Regions from separate parts of the Homo sapiens genome. Here all the other regions are linked to region 2. Evidence: chromatin contacts called from ENCODE Hi-C or POLR2A ChIA-PET data. All regions are on one chromosome and are shown on one strand. The core of a region is the stretch at or near the end of the contact, and the rest is flanking DNA. Distances in the headings are between cores, read along the strand shown. Region 1 holds the start of GALNT10 (polypeptide N-acetylgalactosaminyltransferase 10). Region 2 holds the start of G3BP1 (G3BP stress granule assembly factor 1). Region 3 has its middle 18 kb from the start of ADRB2.

Region 1 (4,086 bases), core at 745-3,244, 2.4 Mb after region 2:
CTCAGCCTCCCAAGTAGCTGGGATTACAGGTGCCCGCCACCACGCCCAGCTAATTTTTGTATTTTTAGTAGAGACAGGGTTTCGCCATGTTGGCCAGGATGGTCTCGATCTCTTGACCTCGTGATCTGCCCGCCTTGGCCTCCCAAAGTGCTGGGATTACATGCATTTTTAAATCTGACTCTCATTCGCCAATGGGTATAAGAAAAGCATGTACCTCACAGGGTAACTGTGAGCATTTAAAGAGGTAATGCATCTCAAGGGCTGCCTGACATAGAGTAAGCACTCAATAAAAGGTAAGCATTATTGTGATGGAAATCTAAAGAAAGAAAACAGTTCCCTGAGGAGGAGTTTTAGAAGGCTTCGTGGAGGAGGTGGCAGTTTAACTAGACACGGAAGGATGAACAAGATTTCCACCGACCTAGAGAAGGGGGTTTTATGGGTAGAAGGAGCTGCGTGGTCAACAGCACAAGAAGGAAAACACAAAGCCTGCAACAGGCTAAGCGAAGCTCAGGGCAGGGCAGGGCAGGGCACGGCAGGAGACAGAACGTTTGATCAGCCCTAGCAGGTCATAGGAGAGGAGCATGATGGACTCTAGAGCCGAGGTGATGGAAGCCTTGAAGGTTTTGCTGCAGAAATCAAGAACTGAGCTGTGATGTCAGAAAACTGAATCCCCATCGCTCAGCCTGGAGCTGGAAGAACTTGGAGGCAAGAGTTGCCAGAACGCTGGTCAAGGACTAGTGGCAGCTAGGCACGAAGGTCAGCGGCTGAGCTAGAGAAGCAGAGAATCAAGAGGACGAATGTGGGGGTGGCAGAGAGTAAGGTAGCCAAGGGGGTGCTCCGTTCCACCGCATCAGGGAGGAGGCAGCTAAGTGACCAGCGTCGAGCGCCCCGAGGAGGAGCCGCTGGCTGGCATCACCGTCGGAGTCCGGCTCCACGGCCCTCCGCATCGCCCAGAAGCCCGACTCCTCTGTCAAAGCCCTCGCCACAGTTACAGACACATTGCCTGGTCTAGTGAAATTACGTGTTTCATGTTTCAGCTCCCAGACGTCAGGGCTCAGGTCTGTTTTCATTTCATCCCAGAGCCTGGCACAGTGTTTGGCACATAGTGGCGCTCGCCAACGGTTTGCTGAGAGCTTTCCGGGAAGGGCTCAGTGCGCTTAGGATCCAAAAGCACGCGTGAGAATGCAGGGCATTCTAACTCCAAGGGGGTTGGACTTGCGTGAGGAAAGGTGCTGCAGAGAGGCTACCGTCACTTACCCACCCGCCGGTTTGCAGGATCTACAGACGGGCGGCGGCCGGGCACAGCTCCCTACAGTTTGCAGAGGGCGTTCACACCTAACGCCAGGGCCCCCCTAGAGGAAGAAAACCAGGGCCCGCCCGCGGAACAGTGAGCGTGCAGCACGGCTGTGGCCCCGTTTCATGGCCGGGAACACCGAGTCGCCGGGGTCAAAGTAGGTCCGCAGGTCCTGGGGGCCGAGCCTAGGTGGGCTGGAAGTGACAGCCCCGGGGGCTCCAGGCTCAGAACGCCCGGCGGGGCCCCAGCACTATTTGCATATCCCCAGGGAGGCAGCAAAGGTTCGGCTGCAGTCCCGGGCGGAGGTTGCCGGGCGGGGCGGCAGGGTACCCGGGCGAGCGGACATGCACCCCACCCAGCGGTGCCCAGCCCGCACCAGTTAGCGCCCAACTCGCCAACTCCGGGACTTTCGCAAAGCTCCAGAGGGCGGGGGAGCCGCCGAGGAGTGGGACGGACCATCGCGGCTCGAGAGGGGGGAAGCGCTCCGGCCCGGCATCCTGCAGCGCCCGGGCGGGCCGAGACGCTCCGTGAGAGGGCCGAGCCTGCAGCGCAGAGACTCGGCGGTCGACGCGGGGGCAGGCGGCGCGGGGCGGGCGGCTCGGCGGGGCCCGGGGGCGGTGGCGGCGGCGACGACCCCCTCGTGGCGGCGGCGTGGTGGCGGCGCCCAGCTCCCCGGCCGGCGAGCGGCGGAAGTGCCGCGGAGTTGGAGCGGGGCCGGCGCCGCAGCCGCTTCTGCTGGCTGAGCTGCTGCCGCCGCCGGGCGGACGGGCGGACGCGCGGAGCTGGGGGCGGCGCGGCGGGGCCGGCGGGGCGCGGCGGGGCTGACCGGCCCCGATGAGGCGGAAGGAGAAGCGGCTCCTGCAGGCGGTGGCGCTGGTGCTGGCGGCCCTGGTCCTCCTGCCCAACGTGGGGCTTTGGGCGCTGTACCGCGAGCGGCAGCCCGACGGCACCCCTGGGGGATCGGGGGCGGCGGTGGCGCCGGCGGCGGGACAGGTGAGTCCCCCCGTTGCTACAGGCCGGGAACACCCCCTTCCCGAATTCACTTTTAGCCTGTGGTTCCTTCCTCCACCTTCTGCTGTCTGCCTCCTCAGAGTCAGCTCCGAGACTCTTCAGCTCTTCCCATTTTCCGGATGGGAAAATTAAGTCCTGTCGGGACTTGTCCAGGGTCCCACGCCAGTCAGAGACTGAGTCCGAACTAGCACTCAGGACGCTATTTCTCACCACATGTTACCACCTTCCTTTCTGTCCCCGTCTGGTATTCCTTGACGTCTTCCAGCGGATCTCTTTTGAAGGATCCTATCTGCATCCCTGTATCCCAGGATGACTCCTGCCTTGTGCCAATAGGAATGAAGATTCTGGTTCTTCTATTTGGTGTCCAGGTCCTCTCTGCTTCCCTCCTCCCACCCCCCCCCCCCCACAACCCCTACCTGCTGATCCCAGTGTTCTTTGCTCAGGTCAGCCCTTTTCCTGATTTCTCATCTGCCCAACGAGACACCCGGGCCTTCCTCCTCTCCCCATTTATTCAACACCCCCGCCCCAACTCTAGCCTTTTCCTTTCTCAGATCCTGTGGATTCCTTGCAGAATGTAAAGATCATGCTCCCTTTAAAGCTTCAAGCCCCTGGGGGTGGAGAAGGGGGTAAGCTCCTGGTCCTTGAGGGACCTGCTGCCTTTGACCTTATGGGAGTCCAGAGGTGGGGCTCTGGTGGGGGGACCCCCAAAATGTCCCAGAGGCTATTGGTGCCCAGTGTCCTGAGGATGGAACACCAGAAGCCTTCCCTATCTCTTCTGAACTTGTCTAGTCTGGTTAGTTGTAGTGTTTATTGCAGCCAAAACTGGGATCGGAATGGTTTCTGCCTCCTTTGAACTTACCCACGTATGTTTGTGTGTATGTGTGCGTGCACGCATTTAGACTAGCAGCTCCCTCATAGCAGAAGCTCTGTCACATCACTCCCACCCTCCCAGGAGGTGCTAGTGAGTGTATTGCTTAGACTGTTTCATATAGTGGAACATTTCAGGCTTTCTTACGGGATTTCTCTGGTCCCATGAGAAGTGGATAATTTGTGTATCAGGGTCAGACTTGACTGACTGTTGGCTGGCCTCGACGAAAGAGGCTGGCTTTTCTGAGATTGATGGTTTTCCTTATTCTTCCCAGTATCAGGCTGCTGTCTAGGCAGTCTGGCATCTGGAGCACAGAGGGCTCTTTGCTACAGAGCTGACCAATTTGAGCTCCGCCTGTAACTCTGTTAATTGCTGCAAAGCATCCCAGAGGGTCTCATTGATCTTTCTGGTAGAGCTTACTGTTTAGAAACTAAGGTTTCCATCTCTTTCCTAAACCCCTGGTTCAAACCCTGACAGCTAGCTTAGACCTCTCTCCCTGAAATTCTGTATCTGTATGGATTTTCCGTTCATGAAATCTCTTTCCTCTGTTCCTATTCAGTACCAGCATCAGAGTCAGGAGTTCCAGGGTTCTGACCTCAGCTCTACCACTAACTTACTGTGTGTGTCCTTGATCACCTTTCATCTCCTTTTCTGAGCCTTACTTTCTTGGTCTGTAAACCATGATTATTGGTCCAGTTCTAACATTCTGTGATACTATCAGTTAATCAATGAGGAATACAACGGTCCCTTCTTTTTTTCTGTCTTGAGTCCAGAGTTCCTTGTAGCATCCCTAGCTGTGGAGGCTCCATACTGGACACAGCTCCAGGTCAAGGGGGAGTGTCCTACCCTAGTGCAAACTCTCCTTTAGAATAGCTGTAGCCCATTCTAAAATAGTGCTTGACATTCTGCCTCT
Region 2 (4,011 bases), core at 373-2,872:
TCTCCAAGGCCCTCAGAATAAAGTCCAGATTCCTTTGCAGAGCTAACAGGATACAGGAGACTCCCTGCTCCAGGAAACTTCTAGGGGCTTCTCTCCTGGGGCCTGTTCCCTGGTTTTGGGAGCGCTCGGGCGACCGCGAGCCAGAGCAGCGTCTCGCTCATCTCGGACCCAGGCCTGGGGCTCCACTGACGCCGACGGAGCCGGGCTGCTGCGGGAGTGGAGCCCTGGGGGACCAGAAGGGGCTTTCACTTCGCTCCTGGGCCTCCCGAGTTCCAGGCTCGGGCTAGCCCCGCGCAGGGAGGCGAGCGGGCCCGGCTCCCCAGAGGCCGAGGCCGGCGCCCGTGCTCCTTCAGCTCGGCCTCTCTCCCCCGACATAGGCGCTCCACATGCTTCATTTCCAAAATTCTCAGCAAAACTCCGCGGGAGACCCTGGTCACATGCCTGGAACGAGAACAAACCGGGGCGTGTCTGTGCCGGACGGCTGGGAACCAAAGCTATTTCCATAGAAATAGGGCCGGCCAGCCTTGAGTTGTAGCCCCGCCAGTGCCTGAAACGCCAGGAGGAGGGGACGAGTTGCCTTTTAAAGGCGTAGCGACGAGAATAAGCCCCCACCCGCGGCAATTCGAGGCTGAACAATAGTGGTGCAGCTCGGGACGTGGTGCGAGGGCCCACACTCCACTGGAGCACGCGCGGACCACCGTGCCTCAGCTGCCACAAAGGGAGCCTCGCCACACGCCCGCGGCCGCCTCGCAGCGCCCGCCAAGAAGCGCCTGGCGGAAGGGCGCACTCTCAGGCCTTCCACCGGCGACCTTCCGGCGGGAGCCTGCGGGCGGCGCAGGAACGACCCTCCTTCCTCTGCCCCGCAGCAGTGCTGAGTAATGGTGAGAGCAGCAAGGCCCTTGGCCGCCGCACGTAAGAAAAAAGTTGTAATAAAAAGAAAACAACCCGGGAAACTTTACTAGTTGGTTCGCCAGGTACAAACCTATGCGGAAAAGGCGGGGTACAGGCCTCGGAGGCCGGACCCAACCAGTCAGGGAAAGAAAGAGGGCAGAAGCCGCAGGCTGCACAGCCTCACAACCGCCCAGAGGGCACGGCGGCCCTGGGGCTCGGTCTCTTCCGAGCAGAGCAACCTCCGTGTCTATCAGCTCCTTCCGGCGTTGCGATTGGCCACAGGCTGTCTTGGCCTCTCGGACGCCCGCCTCCTAGTTGCTAGGGGTTTACTTCCCCAAAGTACACGGGCCCCACCTTGTGGCGCAACCGCTCCTGCATGGAAAACGGATCTCCGCCCAGGGGAAGACGTGTTAACGAATAAGAGCAGCCCCACACATTTATTGGCTACTTTGAGTATCAGTCAAAGAACTGCTCACTCGCCTTTCTATTGTACTTTTCGGTTATTGGTCTCTCTTAGTGCCGATCTGTTACTAGGGAAACGAGATCCTCACAGTCTCATAGGCAGGAGTCAAAGCCAATCAAGAGCCACGCCTTCATCCCCGAGTCAGTGCCCAATTACTGTTCGAAGAGCCCTGAGGACGCGGTCGGGATTGGTCATCCCGTCGCCCGACCTGGCCGCAACAAGTTAGGGTGAGTGGCAGTTATATAGACCGGCGGCGGAGCACGCGTGTGTGCGGACGCAGTTGCGTGAGGGGTTTGTACTATCCTCGGTGCTGTGGTGCAGAGCTAGTTCCTCTCCAGCTCAGCCGCGTAGGTACGCCGGGGTGTGGGCGGGGCAGGGAGGCCAGAGGACTAAGCCGAGCCGCAGCACTTGTGAGAGGGAGAAGTCTGAGTGGCGCTCGCGGCGGCCGCGCCAGTCGCGTCCCCCACCCCAACCCCCACCCCAACGGCCGCAGGCGCGCGCGGCGGACGGACGGGCGCGCGGCGGCTCCTCGCTCCCGCTCCCGTCCCGGCTGGGGCGCGTGGCCGTGTCCGCCGCGTGCGCGTGCTGCGTCCAACGGCCTCGCGGGGCAGGAGTAAGCCGCGGCCGCCGCCTGGGCCCCAGGGCGGTCTCTGGGGCCAGGGGTCCCGCGCCCAGCGTTTCCCGCCCGCCACCCTCTCCGCCACGCGCCCGCGGCACCTTTTCCTCCCCTGGCCAAGGGATCCAGTCGGTTCGGACCAGAAGGAGGCTTTCGTTTAGGGTGGGGGCAGCACTAAAGTCTGATTGGAGTCTTGCGGTCCGCGCGTCGCAGAAGCGCCTTCGGTTTTGCAGAGAGCAAAGAGGGAGCAGCGAGTGCACGGAGTGGTAGTAACAACCAATGTTCTTTCCACGCCCTCACTGTGTGTCCGGCACTGTGCGGAGCCACTTTTCTGCCTTTCATTTGATTCTTGCAGTGAGCTGGCGAGGTGGGTACGGCTATCCTCCTTCCTTAGCGGCCCAAGGCACGGGTTTGGAGAGCGGGGTCACAGGCACGCACGGGAAGGGCGGGGATTTGTTGACGCCGGGCCCTCTGACTCCGAGCTCCCCGCTTCCCAAGCCTGTTTTTAGTCTTTGCCCCCAGAGCACTTGTCCCTCGGGGCAGCATCAGCCTCAAAAGGCCACCTGCCGAGAAGGCTGCAGCGGCATTTGTACTTGGGCTAGTTCTGGGCTTCCAGGGAGACAAGGGTTGGAAGTGGGAATGTGACAAAGGAAAAGGGTTTGGGCTTCCTTTCTACGTGTACTTGTACAGGCCCTGGGTAGATGTGCCGCCACCGTAGCTTCTGGAAAAAAGTAGGGAAAACGATGAGTAAGTGCAAATGAACATGGACTGTGTTCCTCATCGGGTTTGAATCTCAGATTGCTGATGGGAAATTCCCGCCAGCGGGAAGTTAGGCTCCGGTTTTAGACGTTGAATTTTTTTTTCTCTACTTTTTTTTTAATTGGAGGAGACTTTTGCAGAAAGACCTTGAGAAGATTCACTTTATAGTTGAAGGGAATGAGGTGCAAAGCGACGAATTTAAGATCTCACTAGCATCTGTGGGTTAAAATACGGAATTGGAATAGAAAGGTTGGCGCCCAGTTACAGTATACTATTTGGACCTCTGTGGAGCGTGTCATGCTGGATGAATTACTGGTGTTGGAGATGTGTTGGAAAAAACAACTGTGACAGTCGAGATCTGTGGATGAAAGTTTGTGTACACTCCGTTTATTTAGCATTTACTCTGCTGGGTTCTTGTGTATATGCAGAAACAAGATGCTTTTCTTCAGGGACTGGAGCTTATATTTTTCTAGTAGTTACCATCTTTTAGATTATTTAAAAGCCAACATACTCCTTGGCTTAGTGAAATAAATCTTCTATGTTATAGAAACACTTCTATAAACATAAAGATTTCTATAATCGTGTTCTGGAAACCCTTTCTATAAACATGTTTCTATAACAGTATTATAATAATGTTCCAAGTAACATTTACTTGGAACTTTGCTGGTGTGGCGATTCCGGTTACTTGCCCTTACAGACTGGTTAACTATGGAATTAGCATTTTAACTTAGACTTAAAGTTGAGCAATTTAAGTTGTCAAATGGAAAAACACTAGAATGACCTACATTTAAACTGTTTAAGCTTGAGTCCAGCTAATTTTATTACTGCTTGAGGCAAAATAGAATGAAATTACCTTACACATTATTGAGGGAAAATTTCGTTAGTTTCTACTTAAAATATTAAAAAAATACAGTTCTTGGCCTCAGGCAAATGGTTATCACTTGGGCAGGAACATGAAAATTACGTGATTATTTCACAAACTGGTGCTCTAACTGATTACTTGTGCATTTATCAGGAACAAGTGAATTGAAGCAAATTGTGGTAATGTAAGGCTTGGCAAGGCTGCCCTACATCCCTACCAAGTCATACGTCAGTTTTGTTGGAGCTGCTTACCGGTACAAAAGTCTAAGCTTTTGTACCTCTTACAGGTAGAAAAGTAGACAGTTCTTTGTTTAACTCAGTTTGCTGTTCCTGAGCTGACACTGCACCAGGGGAACATTAGGAGATTTTGGTAATGTTTGTTTGTGACCTACTTAGAGCAGTTTTTCTTTTGTAACTTATG
Region 3 (3,758 bases), core at 668-3,167, 3.0 Mb before region 2:
GCTGTGTAACAAACAATCTTAAAAGAGCTGGTGGCTGGAGTAGGCTGGGTGGGGGATCTGTCTCCATGCAGCTGCTCCATCGCATGGCTACTTTGGGCTTCTTCATAGCATGGAGGTCTCTGAATAGTATACTTCTTACATAGTGGAGGACTTTCCCCAGAGCAAGCAGTTCTGGTGAGACAGGCAGAAGTTGCCAGTCCCCTAAAAGCCTAGCTCCATAACTGGCAGCCTCACTTTCACTGAATTCACTGGACGTAGCAGTCACAGGTCAGACCACATTCGAGGAGGTGGAAGAATAAACTCCACTTCTTGATGGGGCAATGGCATGTGCATGAAGGATACAAGGAATCCAGGATGGTTATCTTGGAGACAAGCCTTTATACAATCCCCATTCTACAGATGAAGGGACCAAGGTTAATAGACACACTTTCCCAAGATCATACAGTCAGCAGCAAGTGGCAGAATTGGGATGCAAATCCAGGTCTATCTGACTTCAAAACATCCTGTCTTTAGTTACTGTCATGTTCCTTTCACAGGATAGGATGGGGCCATGAGAAAAGTCCTCAGCTGTGAGTCCTGGGTTCTGATCCCTGCACTGCCTCCAATTTGCATGTGACAATTATAAGCCACTTCCCACCTGTGGGCCTCAGGCTTCTCATCTGTGCAGGGAGAATTGGACTCCTGGGTCTTGCATGGCAGTCCCAGCTTTAGGATTCTGGGGTTTTGAGGGTCTGTGCTGCATCCTCAGGGCTTGTTGGTCACTGACCTGCTGCTTCACTCAGCATGTCAGCCGAGTGAAGCATATCAGCATGTCAGAGCCCTCCAAGGGGCAGTAGCCTCTGTTCTTCCTCTTTCCCTTCCCTCTTAGCAACACTCTGCTTTGCTCCCGTGGCTGCTCTGTTTACCCAGTCTCTCCTCCATTTTCCAGTAACCAGTAAGAAGTACTTTAGGTCTCTCCTCCTCAACAGGCTCCCCTGAGTGGCTGATTTTAATCTTGACTCTGAACTTCACAGAGGCTGAGACCAACATCTTTTTATGAGTCAGTGCATATCAGTATTTGCTGAGCTTTGCAAATAATTGGCAGCTCAAGAGTGAATTGAAGGATCATTCATATAAGCAATTGCATGTTCTTGTTTTGTTCAAACCAACAAACTATACACACAACTGCAGACCGTTGAGGACAGCAATTGTGTCTGAATTACTCACCATTGTATCAACAGCACCTTGCAAAGTGACTGACCCAGAAGAGGTAATCAAATTGTTACACTTTTTGGTTGCATTGGCAAAATTTATTTAAATCCCTGACATTTGAATCTTTAAATATTAGTTTTACGGTTCAATTCACCCGCGAAAATATTTGAGTGCAATTTTCCTCTTTTGTCTATTCTATTATAGTTACTGATAATTTTTCTCCTTATTGGTTTTTGCAAGTCTAATATTGTTTTTCCCTAGGAATATCCCCTTTTCCACTTAAGCCACTGAAATTTAAACTTCCCTTCAGGCCTTTTCCTTTTCTTTTCTGGCTCAGCTAAAAGGTAAAATAAATCAGTAACAGAGATTGAGAGTCAGAAACCATATATTCTAGACCTGTTTCTCCTACTACCTCTGTGATATTTCTCAAATTCTTTCCTCACTAAGGACCTGTTTCCCTGTTTGTATTAAGAAAGGGTTGGTATGTCAGTGGATATTTTTCAGCAATGGAAGATTTGCACAAATACAAATTTACGCAGAAGCAGGATACAGAAAGCAGCCAGAAGTGGAGCAGCACCAGCCGGGGTGGGGACCAAGACCTCCCACCCTCCTTGGTGTCTGTCTGCCTTTGAGGTCCCTCTGCCAAAGTGGCGCTCTGCTGAGCAAAGTAATCCCTCAGGGCACTCCAACTCTGAGACAGAATGATTTATAGCCCTGTTAATCCACCAGGCTGTCAAAAACGGCCACATCAGCAGACATACACAGAGACATGCAGTCACATACACTCAGGACAAAAAATAAGCCCCAGAAACTGCTTGAGCAAGCTCAGGCTTTTCTCTAGCACCTTCCTCATTTGTTCAAGTTTTTGCCATCTTTATTTTCATTTCCTGGTTTCTTCTCACATCCTTCCTCTTTTCCCCTCCAAGTTACTAAAAATTCTAACAATTTCTACTTTTACTTCTTTGCTGTTATCTGCGGCACATCGTTGCCCCACCCCCACTCTTGGTCGCTATAGTCACAGATTTATTATTGAGTTTGTTAACTTTTGCTTCTCAATTTCTCCACCCAAAAAAAGAGGAGATGAAGGAAAGGACTCTTGTGGCCATGACACTATATTCAAGAAATCTGTGGAGCATTAGTTTTGATTTTCGGTTTTGTTTTTACTGAATTGCACTTTTTAATAGTAGTCATAGTAAAAACTCAAACAAAACAGGTGAGTACCAAAATGAAAGTAAAAGTATACTGTCGGGGCCGCTCCACAGGTCCCATGCCCCAGTCCCTAGTCCCCTATGTTATATATACGTTGTTAATTGCTTCTACTTTCCAAAATATGTTTGTGAATATAAACACGTGTTACTTATACTAAAAGGCGATATTTTACGTAGTTTTGTTTCAACCTTTCTTACTTCATATCTGGGAGATCTTTATGTACCAGCATATATATCTAGTTCATTCTTTGAACTACAGCATAAAATGTCATTGTACATTAGACTAATTTATTGAATTTATATACACATATTCCTATGGTGAGCATTTATGTTGGATAGATGCCACATACAACTGTTTGTTTACACAAATGGAGACATGCTACTCACACTTGTACAATTCACTTTTTTACTTCTTGATGTATTTTAAATATTGCTTCAGATCAGCTGGCACAGAGCCACCTTTCTAAAAAAATAATAGACTTCCAGCCTGAGCAATATGGTGAAACCCCATCTCTACAAAAAATACAAAATTAGCTGGATGCAGTGGTCCCAGCTACTCAGGAGGCTGAGGTGGAAGGATCACTTTAGCCGGGAGGCAAAGGTTGCAGTGAGTCAAGATCTCACCACTGCACTCCAGCCTGGTGACAGAGTGAGACCCTGTCTCAAATAATAATAATATTAGACTTTATTTTTTAAAGCAGAGGTTCACAGTAAAACTGAGTAGAAAATACAGAGATTTTCCTTACACTCACTGCCCTCACACACACACACCCACACACACACAGCCTTCCCTACTAGCAACATCCCACACCAAAGAGGTATATTTGTTACAATCGACGAACCTATACAGTCAAATCATAATCATCCAAACTCCACAGTTTATGTTAAGGTTCATTCTTGATGTACATGCCAAGGGTTTTGACAAATGTAGAGTGACATATCTTACATCTAACATTATGGTATCCTACAGAATAGTTTCACTGCCCTAAAAATAGTTTCACTGCTCTTCTGTGATCCATGTACTCATCCCTCCCTCTCCCCAGGCCCAGGTCCATACAGTAAAAACAGGATGGGGCCATGAGAAAAGTCCTCAGTATGGATACAGTAAAAACATCCTGTTTTTACTGTATCCATAGTTTTGCCCCTTCCAGAATATCATATATAGTCATGTGCCAATTAGTGACTGGGATACATTCTGGGAAATGCATCATTAGTCGATTTCATCATTTTGCCAACATCATAGAGTGTACTTATACAAACCTAGATGACAGAGCCTACTGCACACCTAGGCTGTATGCTATAGCCTATTGCTCCTAGGCTATAAACCTGTACAGCTTGTTACTGTCCTGAATACTGTAG

What was found. A loop is a pair of places that touch in the nucleus more often than their neighbours do. ChIA-PET counts read pairs that join two places held with the same protein, here RNA polymerase II (POLR2A). Pooled maps may share reads with other maps.
Region 1: a map of naive thymus-derived CD4-positive, alpha-beta T cell shows a loop between it and region 2 (4-fold over the local background). The contact joins the promoter of GALNT10 here to the promoter of G3BP1 in region 2. A Hi-C loop is called at or near these places in 1 of 168 maps with a recorded cell type or tissue (naive thymus-derived CD4-positive, alpha-beta T cell), 2 of 37 single-sample maps with no recorded cell type and 18 of 50 pooled maps. POLR2A ChIA-PET finds 5 or more read pairs at or near these places in 2 of 52 experiments (activated CD4-positive, alpha-beta memory T cell and activated CD8-positive, alpha-beta memory T cell).
Region 3: a map with no recorded cell type shows a loop between it and region 2 (7-fold over the local background). The contact joins the enhancer-like site here to the promoter of G3BP1 in region 2. A Hi-C loop is called at or near these places in 4 of 37 single-sample maps with no recorded cell type and 5 of 50 pooled maps.

Annotation. Positions count from the first base shown.
Region 1 is chr5:154,188,739-154,192,824 of GRCh38, forward strand. GALNT10 (polypeptide N-acetylgalactosaminyltransferase 10) reads left to right here and starts at 1,995. Exons shown (of 12, transcript NM_198321.4): 1 at 1,995-2,287. The coding sequence starts at 2,129. LOC124901118 (a long non-coding RNA gene) reads right to left here and starts at 1,341. Exons shown (of 2, transcript XR_007059010.1): 1 at 1,258-1,341. RefSeq lists an enhancer at 405-1,370 and silencers at 1,591-1,680, 1,771-1,870, 1,881-1,990, 2,081-2,160, 2,231-2,290.
Region 2 is chr5:151,770,332-151,774,342 of GRCh38, forward strand. G3BP1 (G3BP stress granule assembly factor 1) reads left to right here and starts at 1,623. Exons shown (of 12, transcript NM_005754.3): 1 at 1,623-1,705. LOC100652758 (a long non-coding RNA gene) reads right to left here and starts at 1,845. Exons shown (of 2, transcript NR_132345.1): 1 at 1,372-1,845; 2 at 1-441. RefSeq lists enhancers at 1-431, 810-1,039, 1,297-1,591 and silencers at 1,800-2,129, 2,180-2,249.
Region 3 is chr5:148,807,119-148,810,876 of GRCh38, forward strand. No RefSeq gene overlaps it. Among named protein-coding and RNA genes, the nearest start is that of ADRB2, 18 kb to the right of the region's middle. RefSeq lists a silencer at 1,955-2,034 and enhancers at 2,325-2,374, 2,425-2,474. Within about 2 kb of position 1,918, at least 13 of the 41 ENCODE cell types and tissues checked have a DNase peak (open chromatin) inside an H3K27ac peak, as active enhancers do.